2 separate regions of the Homo sapiens genome follow, and region 2 is linked to region 1. Evidence: read pairs that join two places in POLR2A ChIA-PET (ENCODE). Cell type or tissue: OCI-LY7. All regions are shown on one strand. Each heading gives the region's core, and the rest is flanking DNA. Links, peaks and the distances in the headings are about the cores only. Region 1 holds the start of LOC124903742 (a long non-coding RNA gene). Region 2 has its middle 86 kb from the start of LINC02132.

Evidence for each region. ChIA-PET counts read pairs that join two places held together with the same protein. Peaks named below come from ENCODE experiments on the same cell type or tissue, not always from the same donor. Only the 100,000 strongest peaks of a DNase experiment are listed, where the experiment ranks them.
Region 2: POLR2A ChIA-PET joins it to region 1 with 5 read pairs; 4 of 35 experiments call an interaction of 5 or more read pairs at or near these places.

The regions. Positions count from the first base shown.
Region 1 is chr16:86,086,071-86,094,400 of GRCh38, reverse strand. It overlaps LOC124903742 (a long non-coding RNA gene), which reads left to right and starts at 4,859. Exons shown (of 2, transcript XR_007065162.1): 1 at 4,859-5,039; 2 at 5,728-7,898. RefSeq lists enhancers at 5,613-6,237, 6,238-6,863. In OCI-LY7, for the core only: a CTCF peak has its summit at 447 (motif pointing left); a DNase peak (open chromatin) is centred at 4,210.
Region 2 is chr16:86,017,740-86,026,069 of GRCh38, reverse strand. No RefSeq gene overlaps it. Among named protein-coding and RNA genes, the nearest start is that of LINC02132, 86 kb to the right of the region's middle. In OCI-LY7, for the core only: CTCF peaks have their summits at 831 (motif pointing right), 6,291 and 6,497; no DNase peak of the experiment used is centred there.

The DNA of each region.
Region 1 (8,330 bases), core at 1-8,000:
AGAACCCTGGAGCTCAGAACTTGGCCTCCTGGCCAGGTGCAGCTGCAGCTGCCAAGACTCAGTCCAGGGGAGCCTGAGGGGCCAGGCACCCAGGAAGATGACCTGGTGCAGGCCTTTTTCGGAAAGTGAGTCCAAGCCGGTCTTCCAGGGAAGGGGCCAGAGGCCTCACTACGGACAGCATTTCTGGACTCCAGTCTCTCCAGGGCCCAGTGAGAGGTGGGGACAGTGGACAGGCTTGTATGGGAGGTGGCGGTCCATGCTGCAGCCAGATTTGTGTTCATTTCCCTTCTGCAAGCACCCCGCGCTGTGTTTGTTCCAAGACCTCGGTGCTTTCCTGCGTTCCTGGCAGCCTCCTGTGCCCTAGTTAGGTGGGCCCACCCGCAGCTGTGGCCTCACCCGGGACCCAGGCCTGCCTCCCAGGCCACAGGCACCCAAAGGAGCCCCAGTGTCCTCAGTCTGCCAGGATCCCCAGTAGCACCCCCTGCAGGCCTGCCCAGAAGAGAGCCAGGAAGCGACCACTCACTGCCCTCCAGGTAAAAAGGCCATCGGATCTATTCCAGACATGCACCTCCATTTGGGGAGAGGAGAGAGGGGTTGGAGGACAGAGTTCATGAGCCTAGATGGAATTTTTCAGACAGGGAGCCAAGTTGAAAGTGAGCAAAACAGTTCTCAGTGTTCCTAACTGTAAAATAGGGCTGAAGCTAGAACTTAGCTTGAAAGGTGACCATGAGGACCTATCAGGCAATAAATGCATGGCTCTTAAAAAAAAAAAAAAAAACAGGGCACAGAGTTACGGTGAGGGCTAGGAGCAGGGGTAGCTTATACAATAATGAATATTGTAACCACAGCCACAATCACCATCTCAATAAACCCATGTGGTGCGGATACAGCCCTGGTTAATCTTCACGTGCCTCTCAAAAACCATCCACAGTTTTCCTGGGTCCTTCCACAGCCTCTTCCGCATCCTGTGACTGCTTCTTAACTGTTGCATAATTTTGCTGTTTGGAGGAGGAGGAATTCGGGAAAACCTCAGGCCTTCCCACCTCTGGCGTCTGTCCTGTGCCGAGGCCGGCCGGGAAGGACACCTGGGGAGATGCAGGCTCAGATGGACTCAACAGTTTGCCGCTGTGTGACCTTGGGCAATTGCGTCAATGCCCCCAGACCCGGTTTCCTCCTCTCTACATAGAGGATGGGGGTTGTTGCAAGGATTGAGATTTGGGGCACTGAGTACTTAGCCTGGGGAGTGAGTGGAATGGTGGCCCCCGATAAGAGATGTCCACAGCCCAAGCCCTGAGGCCTGCGCATGGGAGCCCACTTGGAAAAGCAGTTTTTGCAGATGGGATTAAGTTAGGGATCTGCAGATGAGAGTGTCCTCAATGAGGTTGGGCCCCAGATCGAACGACAGGACTCCTCATAAGAAACAGAAGAGGAGACGATGTGTCCACATGGCGGAGATTGGAGCGATGCAGCTGCAAGCCCAGGAATACGCGGGGCCACCGGGAACTGGAGGAGGTGGGAAGGATCCCCCTCTAGAGGTTTTGGAGGGGGCACAACCCTGCCAAGGCCTTGATGTTGGACTTCCAGCCTCCAGGACTGGGAGAGGACACGTTTCTGTGGCTGTGAGCCTTCCAGCTGATGTGTTCTAGCATCGCAGGAGACACAAACAGCCCAGGTCCCGGCCCGTGTTCCAAGCTCAGTAAGCGCCAGCAGTTCCTCACCCGCCCAGTGTGTAGGGAGCCCCTGGCACTGGAGACCACGGGGGAGTCATTAATAATAACCATTCACATGTTATTATTAGCCTGTTACGCTGGAATTGCAATACATTACACTTTCTCGTCATTGGGGGCCTTCTTAGTAAATGCCCTCAGGAGAGTGTCTTTTTTTTTTTTTTTTTTTTTTTTTTGAGACAGAGTCTCACTCGCCCAGACTGGAGTGTAGTGGTGCCATCTCAGCCACTGCAGCCTCTGCCTCCCAGGTTCAAGCAATTCTCCTGCCTCAGCCTCCTGAGTAGCTGGGACTACAGGAGCCCACCACCATGCCTGTTTTCTTTTTGTATTTTTAATAGAGGTGGGGTTCCACCATGTTGGCCAGGCTGGTCTCGAACTCCTGACTTCAAGTGATCCACCCACCCCAGCCTCTCAAAGTGCCAGGATACAGGCGTGAGCCACCACGCCTGGCCAGGATGGTGTCTAATCACAGCAAATCCCAACTCCACGGGGAATTCCAAAACCCTAGGCACAACCATCTCTTCATTTCCCTTCCTCGGTCCGGGCCTCCTCTGCCTCCTTGCTGAGGCCTCTTTGCATATTCTGCAGGCTTCTCCAAGCCCCGATTTGGGAATGGCCCATTCTGCAAGCCCTTCCAGAGACACCTTGAGTAACTTTCCCAGTAACTACTAAAGATGCCCTGTGAGTGGCCTCCTCTCGGAGATTTGTAAACTGAGGCTGGCACATACTGGTGGGGGTGGGGATCCAAATTGTTTCACGGACTAATATTGGCCCTGAATGAGCTTTTAAAGCCCCTGATCCTAGAGACAATGGGACATCATTTTATCACCACTCCTTTCAAAAATCCACCCCAAACCCACATAGCTCCCCTGTCCTCACCGTGGTCTATTTTATTTTTACAATCTTTATTGTCTCCTATCCAACTACATATTTTACTCCTTTGCTATGTTTTGCTATCTCACCACTGGAGGATAAACCACAGAGGGCAGGGATTTTTTCGTTTGTTTGTTTAGAGGTTTATCTCCCTACTAATGTTATCTCTTATTCCTAGAATAGTGCCTGGTACACAGCAGCTGCTTAATAAATATTTCTTCAGTAAATGATTAGAATCCCCCTGTACCTCATATATAATTCAAAGTAAGGACAATGTGGCCAGGCATGGTGGCTCATGCCTGTAATCCCAGCATTTTGAGAGGCTGAGGTGGGAGGATTGCTTGAAGACAGGAGTTTGAAATAAGCCTGGGCAACATAGTGAGACCCCCACCACTACAAAAAAAAAAAGTTAAAAATTAGCCACAGCTACTTTTTGTGGCTAATTTTAATAATGGTGGCCTGCAGCTGTAGTCCCAGCTACTTGGGAGGCTGTGGTGGGAGAATTGCTTGAACCCAGGGAGGCTGACGCTGCAGTGAGCGGTGATCGCACCACTGCACTCCATCCTGGGTGACAGAGGGAGAACCTGTACCCTACCCCCACAAAAAGAGAATGCAAATAGAATTCCTCTTTGCTGACATTCAATAGCTAGATTTTCTGGTTGTGGTGTTCTGGAAAGTTCATTGGAAATAGGACTTTTCTTATTTCTCTGGGGCCCCTTGAGTTTCTGATGTCTTAGATCTAGAGAGCCCATACAGGCTTCACAGCTTTCAAGCCCACCCCTTGAACCCAGGGTCCTCAACTGTGTGTCCATGAATGCTCTGGCTGAGGAGTTCACCCACCCCTTCCCACTCCAAGCCTGGAGCCACCACACACAGAAACCAAGACCCTCCACTCCCACAGACACTGTTCCCCTGTAAGCATCCATCCTGATTCCAAAGAGCCTACTGGATTTTTCCTCCCAGAGAAAAACTGAGTCAATTCTTAGAGATCTGAGCCCTGTGGTTCACACCAAGGTGACTTCAACAGGGTCTGGCCTAGGAGTGGCTGAGTCCTCCCTCGGGCCACCCGCCACCCAAGCATGGTGGCAACTTAATCCATCCCACATGGAGCCCCCGGTAGATGCTGACCTTTGCCCTTTAACCCCAAGACCCGGCTGCCCTGGCAGAACTACCGTGTGTCCCTTGATAACCTCCCTGACATAATTCAACTGGACTCACACAGGCTGCAGAGATGGCCCGATAACGACGCTACATTCTGGGGTCAAGTTAGAAGGGCACAGCGACAGCCCACACTGCCTACAAAAAAAAAACAAAAAACAGTCACCAGACCCCTAAGAACAGACACCACTGTGTTCTAAAATGCCTTTGCTCTGGAAACCCAGGGAAAGAACACAGGCTAGGGCAGAGACTAAAGGAGAGACTCCACCGTGGCAGACAGCAGCCAAACCCACCCAAGAAGTCTCTCGTTCATTTGGGAAAAGCTCCCAAGCCCTGAGGAGGAACAACCAGGGTACTGGCCTTGTTCCTGTTTTTCAAATACAAATTGCAAAAGTGGACCCACGGGCCTTAAGGGAGAGTCCCCAGGGGCAGGGCCATAGCACATGGTCCCCAGGAAGTGGGTACAGGGCCCTGAATCTCTTAGGCATGAAAATGAAAGTCATGTCTCGGTGGAGGCTGCTGAAAGTCACCTGGGAAGTGACCTGTGAGTGCAGACGGTGCTTCCTGGCCAGGGAGCAACAACCTTCCCTGGGGGGCTGCAGAGTCACCTGGGCCTGGGTTCAAATCCCAGCTCCATCTCTTCCTAGCTGAGCAACACTGGCAAAGTCACGCATTCTCTCTTGGCCTCAGTTCCCTCATCTATAAGATGGGGCTGAGAAGAGGACTGTGGAGGGAACATGGGGAGATGATGCTCCTAGCAGCACGCAGCACATAGTTAACAGGTAGGAATGGTTCCGTCAATAACATCCCCTGCTCTCCCTGGGGGTGTGGTCGAGATCCCCCTGAATCCCCTCACTGGGAAGGCAAGAGAGCCAAATCCAGACCCTCCCAGCCCAGCTCCCCCTCGGGCCTCTGGCCCCTGCGTCTGGCTTCCCTGTGAGTTTGTGTTGCAGGAACAGGGCTCCCAGTTCCAGCTGCCAGCGTCTCCCCCAATCTGAGCCCATTTCCTCACCTGTAAACGCGAGTCACCCCATGCCTGTCTGCAAAACGGGCATCACAATAGGCCCTCCCTCCCGGCAACCATGGAGATTGAATGAGCTGGGCCAAAGAGCAGGAGGCACAGCCCGGGCTCAGGGGCCAACACTGAGCTGCACACGGAGCTGGGGTATGGTTACCCTGCTCAGAGCCTGGGATCCCTCGGCTGCAGCGCAGGCTCAGGGACACCTGCCCTGACAGGGGTGTTGCAGAGAATGACATCCATACATGGCCTGGCACACAGTGGTAGGTCTTCCACTTCTGCTATTTATTATTGCCATTCTTGTTATCATCTACCTGGCTAATGAGGATCACCTCCTTGAGGCAGGTGGAGGTCACCCACAGGGCAACTGACAGGGGCCGTCTGGTCCCCTGGGCATTCCCCATCCCCCCCATCCCCCACCTAGAAGATAATGTCCAACAAAGACCATCTGAGCGGGAGTGTCAGCCGGCAGCCTCTCTGAGTACAGATGTGTCAGTGGCCAGAGGCCACTCCCAGGCTGCAGGTAAGCCAGGCAGCTTTCAGGGGCGGAGCGCATCCAGGGAGGGTCCAGAGACCCTGGGGCACCCCTGTGGGAGCCTCAGCTCTGCCTGCCCTTACGTCCATTGCTCCCGCCTTGCCTTGCTCAGCTGGCTACACCGGGCACTGGGAGATGCTCAAAGAGCGAGCTGGAGGGATGCTGGGTCCCCTTAGCCATGGCATGCCAGAAATCCCTCACCTACCTGCCTTAAGCGAGCAGACCCAGGGGCAGGGCCACAGCACATGGTCCCCAGGAAGTGGGTACAGGGCCCTGAATCTCTTAGGCATGAAAATGAAAGTCACATCCTGGGGTGGGGGGCGGGGTGGGAGGGGTGGGGGGTTGGGGAGTGGTGCGAGATGGGGGTTGGGGAGCTGCTGAAAGTCACCTGGGGCTGCTGAAATTCCTTTGTCTAGAATTAGCCCCTGGAGTTTCATTTGTCATCTGGGGTCAGTTGAAAGTGCGACATAGCAACCCTGCATCTTGGCAATCTGTCCTCACATTGACCAGCAAGCAACTCTGTACACTGAGGACGCCCATCTCAACACGGAATGTGATGCAAAAACTTATTTGGACACAACAGAAGTCTCACATAACAGTGATGACGAACATCTTGTCCATGGCCTGACTGGGAGTTCCCTCTGCAACCACAGGTTAGCTTAGAAGACAATATTGCTTTGCTTTGTTTAATTGTATAACTCATCCAAGCTCATAGAATTGGAAACTGTAAACAAAGAAAAATCTGCATCTCCTGTTGTAACACACCACAGATAAGCCTCATGTATCACCACTTTGGACGACATAGTCTTGTCAAGTCTATGAAAAAGATGTGGGGCGACCAGGTGGGTTCAGAACGTGGAGGCCAGAGAGGAGTGAGAGGTGCTGTGGGGCCCCAGCTAGGGGTAACCCCTGCTGGCTTGATGAATGGACCTATCCCCTTTCGACAGGCCTCGCAGACACCAGGCCAGATAAGCACATCGTCCGTCCAGGCCATTTTTCCCCCGCTATCTCTTGCTGAGGCGATGCTAACATACCGCCAGCCCTCTGTGTGATGGATGGCCTTGGGAAGCCGGCTCACCCCCACCGATTACACCAACCCTCGGAGGGGCTTCCCAGTGCCCGCCTGCTCATTTTCAAGACTGGTTCCCTTGGGGGTAAAAAATGAGCACCCCAGGGGTCCTTTCTGGGGCTTCACACACGTTCATACACATCTGTGCCCACGTGCACACACAGGTGCATTTGTGCCTTGACCCAGCCAACGTTTAAAGCTTGGAACTTGGCAAGTCTAGTTCCCAGGAAGTCGCCCAGGATCACACGGCCAGACATTTGCCTCTTACTAACACTGTGTTAAGTCTCTATCGGGATCCCCTCCAGTTCCAAAGCGGCTGAGACACAGACAAAGCTATCTTGGATGAGACCTGCCAACCGCCACCCCCTCGGCTCATCTTGGTCCGAGTCAAGCACCAGACACCTCAGACCCCACTATTTCCTGGGAAATGTAGAGCAATGGTTTCTCTCCTGCCAAAATCCTCAAAGGCAGCCAGAAACAGTAGAGTGATTAGGAAGCCTTACGCTGGACACACTTCCAAGCTGCAAGCTTCCTGTGAAGCAAAACAGAACAGACTTCATATGGTGGAGTCAACCAACATGGGCGCGTCCCAGGGCCCAGCAGCATAAACATCGGGCTCTCTGATCCCGACCTCCCGACATACCCATTTGTCCTGGCCGCTCCTCGGACACATGAATGCCTGTCTCAAACCCCACCCTTCACCGCCAGCAGTCTCCGGGGAAGTGACAAACACCGGATAGAGCCAATGGGCCCCCGGAGTCCGGATGCCCACCATCCGGGGCTGTTTATGTTTGAGCCCATCTTGGAAGAAAAATGTGAGAACGCCTGTTCAGAACATGGTGGCCAAGCCGGGTCCATCCGGTGCCAGGGAGCCAAACACAATGGGAAAGGAGGCGCAGACGCGGCGGAAGGATAGGGCCGGGCATGGCCCGCCGAGGGAGACCGCTGGGCCAGGTTGGGTCCTTCCCTGCGCCCTCCTTGTCCCTACGCTGTGAAAAGGCACCTGGGTTCTTCTTCCCTCCACCCGGGACTCTCTGATCACTCATACCTCCCTCTTGGCCCACCGAGTCGTGTGAGCCACATCCTTCACTCTGCCCGTAAAACCACCAAGTTTTAGGCAGCGGACAGTCAAGACAGACAGGCAAGAGTTTCTTGTGAGAGTTGTCAGTGAAAGCACTTTCTCGTAGCAGAGCCTTATGTTATTCCCAGCTGAAATGCTGTTGCTCTTTCCAAGGAAGGATAGGTTTCTTCTGGAGGAGAGGCAGAGGTGTGCTCTCCAGACCCCACCGCCATGCTGGGCGCGAAAACAGCCCTCCTTCAGGAAGACACCAGCCTTTGAGCAACCTGGAGTCCTGAGGCCTGTGGCTTCCTGGGAACCTATAACCGCATCAGACGTTGAGGCAGAGTTGCTGTTACCAGTTTCACATCTTAGTAAGAGCCACCGTTTTTGACATGTCAACAACCCTCCCAAAAAAGCACAAATCAATCAGTGTTTATTAAAAGGCCACCTTGTGCAAAGGGCTGTTGGTTAAAACACATCAATGCCTGAGATACTCAGGGAAAGGCTGGTTGCCTTTGGGAAGCAGGAACCCTCATCTTGGATTGTCAGAAGACTTGCTTTGGGGAGACCCTCAGTTCCTGTTTCTAGTAAGTTTCTGTCTTTTGATTCATGACGTGACTGCAGGCAAGTGCTCGGGGTTTTTCAACTGCAAAATGGAGATAACAATGGTACCCACCTCTCTCGAGGGGTGGCTGTGAAAATTAAATGAGATGATGCACGTAAAATTATGATAACCGTGCTCTTAACCTCAAAAATCTGCATTAGAAATTATATGGTTTGAACCGCGTCTAACCAAGACTCCAATAAACAAAAGTCCATTTCTCTCGCTCATGGAAGCCCAAGCTCTGATCTGCAAAGTCCACAGGGGCTCCAGCTCCCTCCGCCTTGCT
Region 2 (8,330 bases), core at 331-8,330, 69 kb after region 1:
CCAGGGGCCTGTCCCATGGACATTTCCAGGGCAGTCCTCTATGAAGGCCACAGCTGATCCACTATGGGACCTGGCTCTCCTGGCTCCTACAGCTCAGTCCTCCATGTTCCCCAGGAGACAGGCGTGGGCCCTCAGGGCATCTGCAAGGAGGTGGAGAGCAGGAAGCCAATGGCCTTGCCCACACATCCTCCTCTGTCCTCCCCCGGGGGTGGGGAGCCTCCTGACTTGGAGGGTGTGCTTCTTATCCAGGGCCACTCCCCTGCCAGCCTGGCCTGGGCTCCCTGGTGCAACCTACCTCAGAATGTGCAGGGGGACTGGCTCTGCCCTCCTGAGATGAGCTTGCCTGGGAAGGGTCTGGGTTTTCAAAACTTAGAGGGTCCCAAACCTGCTTCTCCTTTCTTCAAGAATATGGCTTTTTTCCTTTCCCCAAATCCCGACCCTCCTGCAAAGAAGAACCGAAGCTGGCAAAGAAACCAGGTCTCCACTTGTCAGAACATTGGACTGATCTTGTCTGCTTGAAAGCAGGGCCGCAAAGCCTCAGCCCTGGCCCCGGGGCTGTGCTAAGAGACAACTAAGGAGGGTGAAGAGCTGTGGGGCTGTGGACCAGAGATAGGGAGACAGAGCAGGGAGACAGGGAGACGAGGAGAGAGATGCTCACAGAAACCAACAGAGATAAGCCAAGAGACCTGCAGAGAAGTGGAAGAGACAGAGACAGAAAGAAAGAAAGAAGAATGGAAGGAAGAATGGAAGGAAAGATGTGGGAGCTGGGGAGGAAGGGAGGGAGTGAGGGAGAGAGGGTGGTCTGGGCAACCTTGAAGAGCATGAGCAGGTGGCATATGGGTGCATGCGGCGCACCACTAGATGGCAGAGAGGCCACTCCTCCCCTTTCCTCCATCCCGCCCCCAACACCTGGGCTCGGCAGCCTTGGGAACACAAGAGCCCTACAAGCTTCTCTATGGCTGCACCTTCATGATATTTTCAAAACAGCTACAGAGCCACCCTTTCTCTCTCTTCTTCTACCAGGAGAGTAAGGATCTCATGGCAGAGGGTCTGGAAACAAATACGGCCAAGTAGAAGGTTTCCCAAATTTAGACCATGCAGTCCACCTTCACAGTTTCTGCCATATCATCACATGATGGTCAGGAACACGGAGTCTGAGCCAGGCAGCCTGGGTCCCAATCCCCACTCTGCCACTTACTGGCTGTGTGGCTTTTGGCAAGTGATTTAACCTCTCTGTCCCTTTGTTTCCTTAACTAGGAAACAGGAATCATAATCTACATCATGACGTTATCTGAGAATTAAATGAGTTAATACTTGTAAAGCAATTAGGAAAATGCCTAACAGAGAGTAACCACTCTGTGAGTGTTAACTGCTATTTACTCAATATCTTATTCGATCAGCTCACTTTTTTACTTAAATTAACTTTAAGGAAAACTTCATGACTGTGATATGTATGTATAATGTAATACCATTAAAAAACCATTCAAAGAAATATACTCAAATATATAAATGGAATTCTTTTTAAAAATGTTCAAGTAACCCATAGAAAGATAGGAAAATGGAAATAGAGGAATGATGCACAGAAGGAAAAAACAGAATCAATAAAATGGGAGATTTAAGTCCTACTCTGTCAAAAATTACATTAAATGTAAATGGCCTAGATACACCAATTAAAAGACAGAGGTTGGCAGAATGATTTTTTTTAATGACCTAACTATACACTGTCTAAAAGAAACTCACTTCAAATATAGTTACATAGGTAGACAAAGTTTTAAATATATATATATGTATGTGTATGTATGCATATATATATATATATATATATTTCAAGCACATTAATCCATACAAAGGAGGCCTGTCTATATTAATATCAAATAAAGTGGACTTTAGAGCAAAGAAAATTATCAGGGACCAAAAGGGACATTGTACAATGATAAAAGAGTCAATCTACCAAGAAGACATAGCAATCTCGAATATGTATGCACCAAACAGTAGAGTTTCAAAATATGTGAAGCAAAAACTGATAGAACTGAAAGAAGAAACAGACAAATTCACAATTATAGTTCAAGACATCAACGCCCTTCTCCCAGCAACTGATGAAACTACTGGACAGAAAATCAGCAAGGATATAGAAGAGCCGAACAGCACCATCAACCAACAGGATCTAATGGACATTTATAAAACATTCTAATGAACAACAGCAGAATGCACACTCTTTTTAAGGCTCCATGGAACCTTCACCAAGATAGACCATACCCTGGTCATAAAACAAACCTCAACAAATTTTAAAATATTAGATATAATGGAATTTATATCACAACCTTAAAAGGAAGCTGATGCTGCCAGCAATAAACAGAAAGTAATCAATCATCCAAACGAGTTAAAACGAAAGAAGACAACGTTATTAAATCCTAGCTTGAAACTGAGGGCTGTCTAAGGCTCTGAGTCTTTTTCAAACAACTGGGGAAAGTTGAGCATGGTCTGAGGGTTGCATGGCAACAATGTGCCAGTGTAGCTGCTGATTTTGATGACGCTTTTATAGCTCTGCAGGGAAAAGTCCTGGTGTGTAGGAGGCTTACACCAAGCATCCAGGGGTGAAGGCACATCAGGTCGGCAAGTTACACTCTAAGGTTCAGTTGTTGCACACTGGCAACTCTTCTGTAAGCTTGAAATTATTTCAAAAAGAAGTTAATATATGAAAAAATTAAAACAAACAAATTTGTATCCAAAACAAACAACAATAACAATAAAATCCCAAGAGAGATGAGCAAATGCTACTGAGGGTTAAAGACCTATTGGAACCACCCTGAGACTTTCTCCTTCATGTGAACAGAAGGTCTCAGCACAGCCTTTTCTCTCCCATGGTGTCAGGACTTTTTAGGGCCCAGAGTCAGCCCCACCCGCCCCTCCATTTGGGAAACTTTGGGGAAAATCAGAAGACACTGAGCTATAGTGTCAGATAGACCTGTCTAAAACCCAGCTCTGCTTCCTAGCTGGGCAGCCTTAGACAACTTACCCTATCTGAGCCTGTTTCCTCATGTGAAAAGTGATGCACTAATACCTACCCTCAAGTTATTGTAATAAATGAGACAAGTATTCAAAACGTAGATCTGCAGCCCCACATGGAGCTGTTTGTAGCTAGTTTCTTGTCAATTCTCCAGGCCAGCAGCCTGTTAGACCAGATGCAGGCCACCACCTGGCTGGACAAGGTCCCCTCTGGAGCCACTGAGCTCCAAGGCCTGGGGGAAGTGGGGGCCATAAACCTCCTCCCCCACTCCTGTCACTGCAGATCAAACCACTATCAGAATCAAAGCCGCCCAGCTGATGGATGGGTCTGGGGGACCCAGAGCCCCAGCAGCCAGCCAGCCCCTCACGGTTACAAGGAGCTCAGAGTGACTCCCGGCATGTCCTCAGGAGCCTCTGCGGTTTAATTTGTGCCAGAAGGTGACCAGTTGCCTCCTTTAGAAAGATGCTTATCTCTCCCTCTGCAGAGAAGGAGGAGACACCCGCAGAGGTGTCAGCAGACGGGCAGGCGGGGTGAAGAGGCCATGCTGATAGTGAAGGCTTCCCTTCCCCCACAGGTACTCAGAGCCCCAAATGGTGTTCAAAACCCAGGGAGCCCTGAGCTTGCATTTCAGCAGCAAGCAACAGACCTACCAACTCAGGGTTTTATTTCAAGAGCCTCTGGTGGGGACAGACAAGGGGTGTTGTCACTTGGAAACAGATCTACCAACTCTGTTTTATTTCAGGAGCCTTTGGTGGACAGAGACAAGGACCAGGGTCACTTGGATCCTCTGGACTCTTAGCCTCCCACGAGAAAGAGCTGATACCAGGGGTTGGAAGACTCCAGAAAGGCCTGGCTACGCTGGAAGCTGAGTCAAGCCCCAGTCTTGGAGGGTCCCTGAAGGAATTAACAGACTCTCAGGGATGCAGTTTTCACCATCGCAGAGTCCTGGGAGCTCCAGACAGAACCTTCAGCTGGAAGGAACTCAGTCACTGCTGTAGGAGGAGTAAGAACAGGTGGTCTGTGCAGTCGCCTTTGTGCAAAGCTGCCTGGCCTCAAAGCTTGGCTCTAGCTGCGTGGCTTTGCCCCAGTGACTTCATCTGTCAAACAGGGAGGGGTGAAATTTCCCCCTTCAAAGCGTCATCATAGAACTGAAGGAGCTCATGGCGTGCAGGTTATAGCAGGTCCCAGCATGTGCTCCAAGTCGTATTTTATTATTATTATTATTAGGACATGGCGGTGATAAGATGTCAACTGAGAATCACCTGACAGCACATGGGCAGCAAGTGGAATCTGGAAAGAAAGACACGCAAACGGCTGGGCGCAGTGGCTCACGCCTCTATTCCCAGCATTTTGAGAGGCCGACAGAGGCAGGCGGATCACCTGAGGTCAGGAGTTCGAGACCAGCCTGACCAACATGGAGAAACCTCATCTCTACTAAAAATACAAAATTAGCCGGGCATGGTGGCGCATGCCTGTAATCCCAGCTACTCGGGAGGCTGAGGCAGGAGAACCGCTTGAACCCGGGAGGTGGAGGTTGTGGTGAGCTGAGATCACGCCATTGCACTCCAACCTGGGCAACAAGAGTGAAACTCCATCTCAAAAAAAAAAAAAAAAAAAGAGAAAGGAAGGAAGGAAGGAAGGAAGGAAGGAAAGAAGGAAGGACACCCAAATGCCAAGAACAGTGGATGTTGAGTGTGCAAATGAGTATTATTTGTGTATTTTCCAAATCTTTTTTCATGAGCCTGAATTTCCTTTTTAAATGGGGAGTCTAAACCTAATCAAGTAGTCACAGACGCTCCATGCAGCCAGGCCCAGCGTAGGGGTGATGGTCTGAGGAAAGATGGCATCTTCCCCTGACTGCTTCTTGGACAGAGTCTGAGACCCGCGGCCCATGATGCCTGACTCCCGGGCTCCTCCAGGTGTTTCCCTCTGGGATAAGCTCCTGCTGCTGCACAGAGTTCCTCGAGATGATTGCAGCTTTGCAGCCTTATATACAAGGGCTGCAGCCAGAGGAGAGCTGCTGGTCCTCACTCTGTGCCTGCAGAGTCTGGTCCCAGAGATGCGCTGTCTCTGTGCTCCCAGACTGAGCTCCTCTGGGCAATGCTGCCAGCCTGCCAGTCCCTCAGCCTTGCATGCCACCTGCCTGCTCTGGATCAGCCTGGCTTTACATGCAAAACGACCTGCAAAATGAATGAATGAATGAATGAAAATTGCAACATAAAACCGTGTGGGAGAACATATTAAGTGGGATGGGAGGAGTGCAGGCTTGAGCCTGTAGGGAAGGCTGATTTTCATAGCTCCCGGGCTGGAAGGCTGAGAAGTAGAGGCAGAGAGGAAGCAAAGGGCTCTAGAGAAAAAGGGGCCTGGGTTCAAATCCTGCTCTGTCCACACTCTGTGTGTGACCCTGGACACATTGCCTAATTCGGGCAGCCTTTGTTTTTTTATGTGCAAAACTGGTTAACAATTTTCCCTTGTGCGGTGGTTTGTGAGGATCAAATCAGATGATACCCCCAGCACACAGTGAACACTCACACCAGGTGGTTCTTCAAATACTAGAAAGAACAAAGATGCTGTGCAGTCCTCAACCTGGTTTCACATTACAAGTATCCAGGGAGTTTGGGGCATAGGAACGCCAGAGCCCAAGCTCCTTGAAGAAATGGCTGATTCCAGGGTGGGCAGAAGGCAAGACAACCCCAGAACTCAGTCCTTAGGGAGAGCCTGCAGCCAGGCACAGAGGCAAAAGAGTCCCCAAGAGCCAAAGCCCTTGGAGGAGAAACCTTTAAGCAGTGCTTCATGGGTATTAGTTCCTTGTCCCTGACAACAGCCCTATCGGAGGGGTACTACTCTATTATCCATTTTATAAGGTTCTGAGAGACGAAACTACTTGCCCAAAACCCACAGGTTGCATTTGGCAGAACCAAGACTTGAATACAAAAATATCTAACTCTGCAGCCCAAACTTATATCCTACCCCGTGTAGACCCCATGTGAGCTTCCACAGGGGATCTTTGTGGGATCTTTAGCTGGAGCAAAGTCAGCCCTAAAGTATCTTAGAATAGCTTTCAGCTTCACAGCTCCAAACTACGTAATGCAGAGAGAGAGAGAGAAAGGGAGTTTGTGTGTGCATTATGTGTGTGCATGTGTGCATGCGTGTGTGCATGTGTACATGTGTGTGCATGTGTGTGCATACGTGTGTACACATCAGGACACACACGTGTGTGTGTGTGCATGTGTTCAGGAGCCTGGTCTTTCGGCTGTGCGATGTTGGGGAGGTTTTGTCCCATCTCTAGGGAGACTGGAAGTACCTCTGGCCCCAGCGACCTTGGTGTTTTATTGCCTGATGCTTTATTTGGGAGAACGGAAGCTGAGCACCTGGGTGTGCCTGGAAGGCGCTGTCCTGGGGGCCCCACTTCAGTGGAAAGCCAGCGTTCCTCAGGCTATGCAAACCCAGTGTTCAACAGCGACACAGTGTGGTCACCACTGGCGCAGCAGCTCCAGCGAGAGGCTCAACCATTTTAGGACCCTCCCTCCACCTGCAGTTTGAAGGTTGCTGACCTCCCCCATGGACCCAGAATGCCCCCAGACTTCACGGACAATAGGGAAGGTGAGGATCTTCAAGATGCAATACTGGACTTTCTACAAATAAAGACAACTGGGATGTAAGTGATTGTTTTTTTAAATTTTCAATGTGCTCATATGACATTTTCTGAATGTGTGCTCCCCCAAAATTCACATGTTTAAACTGTAATCCCCGAGCTGATGGCATTAGGAAGTGGGGCCTTTGAGAGGTGATAAGGTCAGGAGGGCAGAGCCCTCATGATGGGATTAGTGCCCTCATGAAAGAAACGCTGGAGAGCTGCCTCGCCCCTTCCACCACGCAAAGACACAGCACAAGGCGCCATCCATGTAGCAGGAAGCAGCCATCACAGACCCTAAACCTGCTGGCACCTTAGTCTCAGACTTCCAGCCTCCAGAAGTGACTTATCACTTTCTGTTGTTTATAAGCCACTCTGTTTATGGTAATTTGTTATAGCCACCCAAACGGACAAGACACCGTATTTGACCCCCAACCTGGGGATCGAATTTCACAGCCATATTTCACAGACCCCACAATTTGAGGGGGATGGAAAGACATTCTGGAATCATAATATATGTCTATGAGAAAATGAGATCTTATCTGCAAACATAACACTCCAAAAGTGGGAAGAGGGGCAGGTCTGCGCTTTGAGGACCCTGACCCAGCCCCAACGCTTACTGCTTCCTCTTATTCCTCTGCGTGCGTGAGTTCCCCAGAGTATCTTTCCTCATCTGACCCTGCCATGTTCTCTCACTGTTCTGTTTTTCTCACAACAACTGGTTGCCCAGGAAACCACTTTGCAGCCCAGAGTCAGACCCTGCAAGGAAATTCAGTCCTTACGCATCTCTCCCTCCACAGCAGCCTCTTGGCGTGACCTCAGAAAACCCTGCCAAACCCCAAGCAAGGAGCCCACCCCACCCACCACTGGGATCTTTCCCTGGGCGCTGAGCACAGCTGAAAAAAAAAGAAAAAAAAAAAAAAAAGGAAGCAGGGCTAGACTGAGAGAGCCGAGGCACAGCAGGGCCAGAATGACCCCAAGACAGCCCCTTATCCCACCCTCCTTTTTTTAAGATGTAAATGTTTTATGGAAATGTGACATATATAAAGTGCACAAATCCTTGGCATACTGCTTGAGGAATTTCACAAACTGAACACACCCGTGTAACTAGCACCTAGAAAAAAGGAACAGGACATCAGTCAGCCCCTCCAGGAGTATCCAGAAGCCCTTGTGATCACCACCCTCCCCGCCACCTCTCCCTCTCCTCCAGAAGGGTAGCCACTCTCCTGACTTCTAACAGCACAGATTGCTTTCACCTGCTGTTGAACTTATTATAAACAGAGTCACACAATTTGAGGGGGGTGGAAATACATTCTGGAATCATAATATATGTTGATGAGAAAATGATATCTGATTTGCAATCATAAAACTTCAGAGGGGGAAAGGGGGCAGGTCTGCACTTGGGGGGCCCTGGACCAGCTCTGCAGAATCTAGACTATTTGCTCAACATCATGTTGCTAAAGCTGTGCTGGCTGTAGCCTGTGGCAATAGTTTCCCGACCTCACTGCTGTCTAAACTGAACCATGTCGCTACGACGTTTCTTCTCTATGTCTTTAGGTAAACAGATGTTTACATTTCTCTTGCATACATACAGTTTTCCCCGCTTACCCTCAGGGGATACATTTCAAGACCCCCAGTGGATGTCTGGCACCTTGGATAACACCAAGCACTATATATACTATGTTTTCC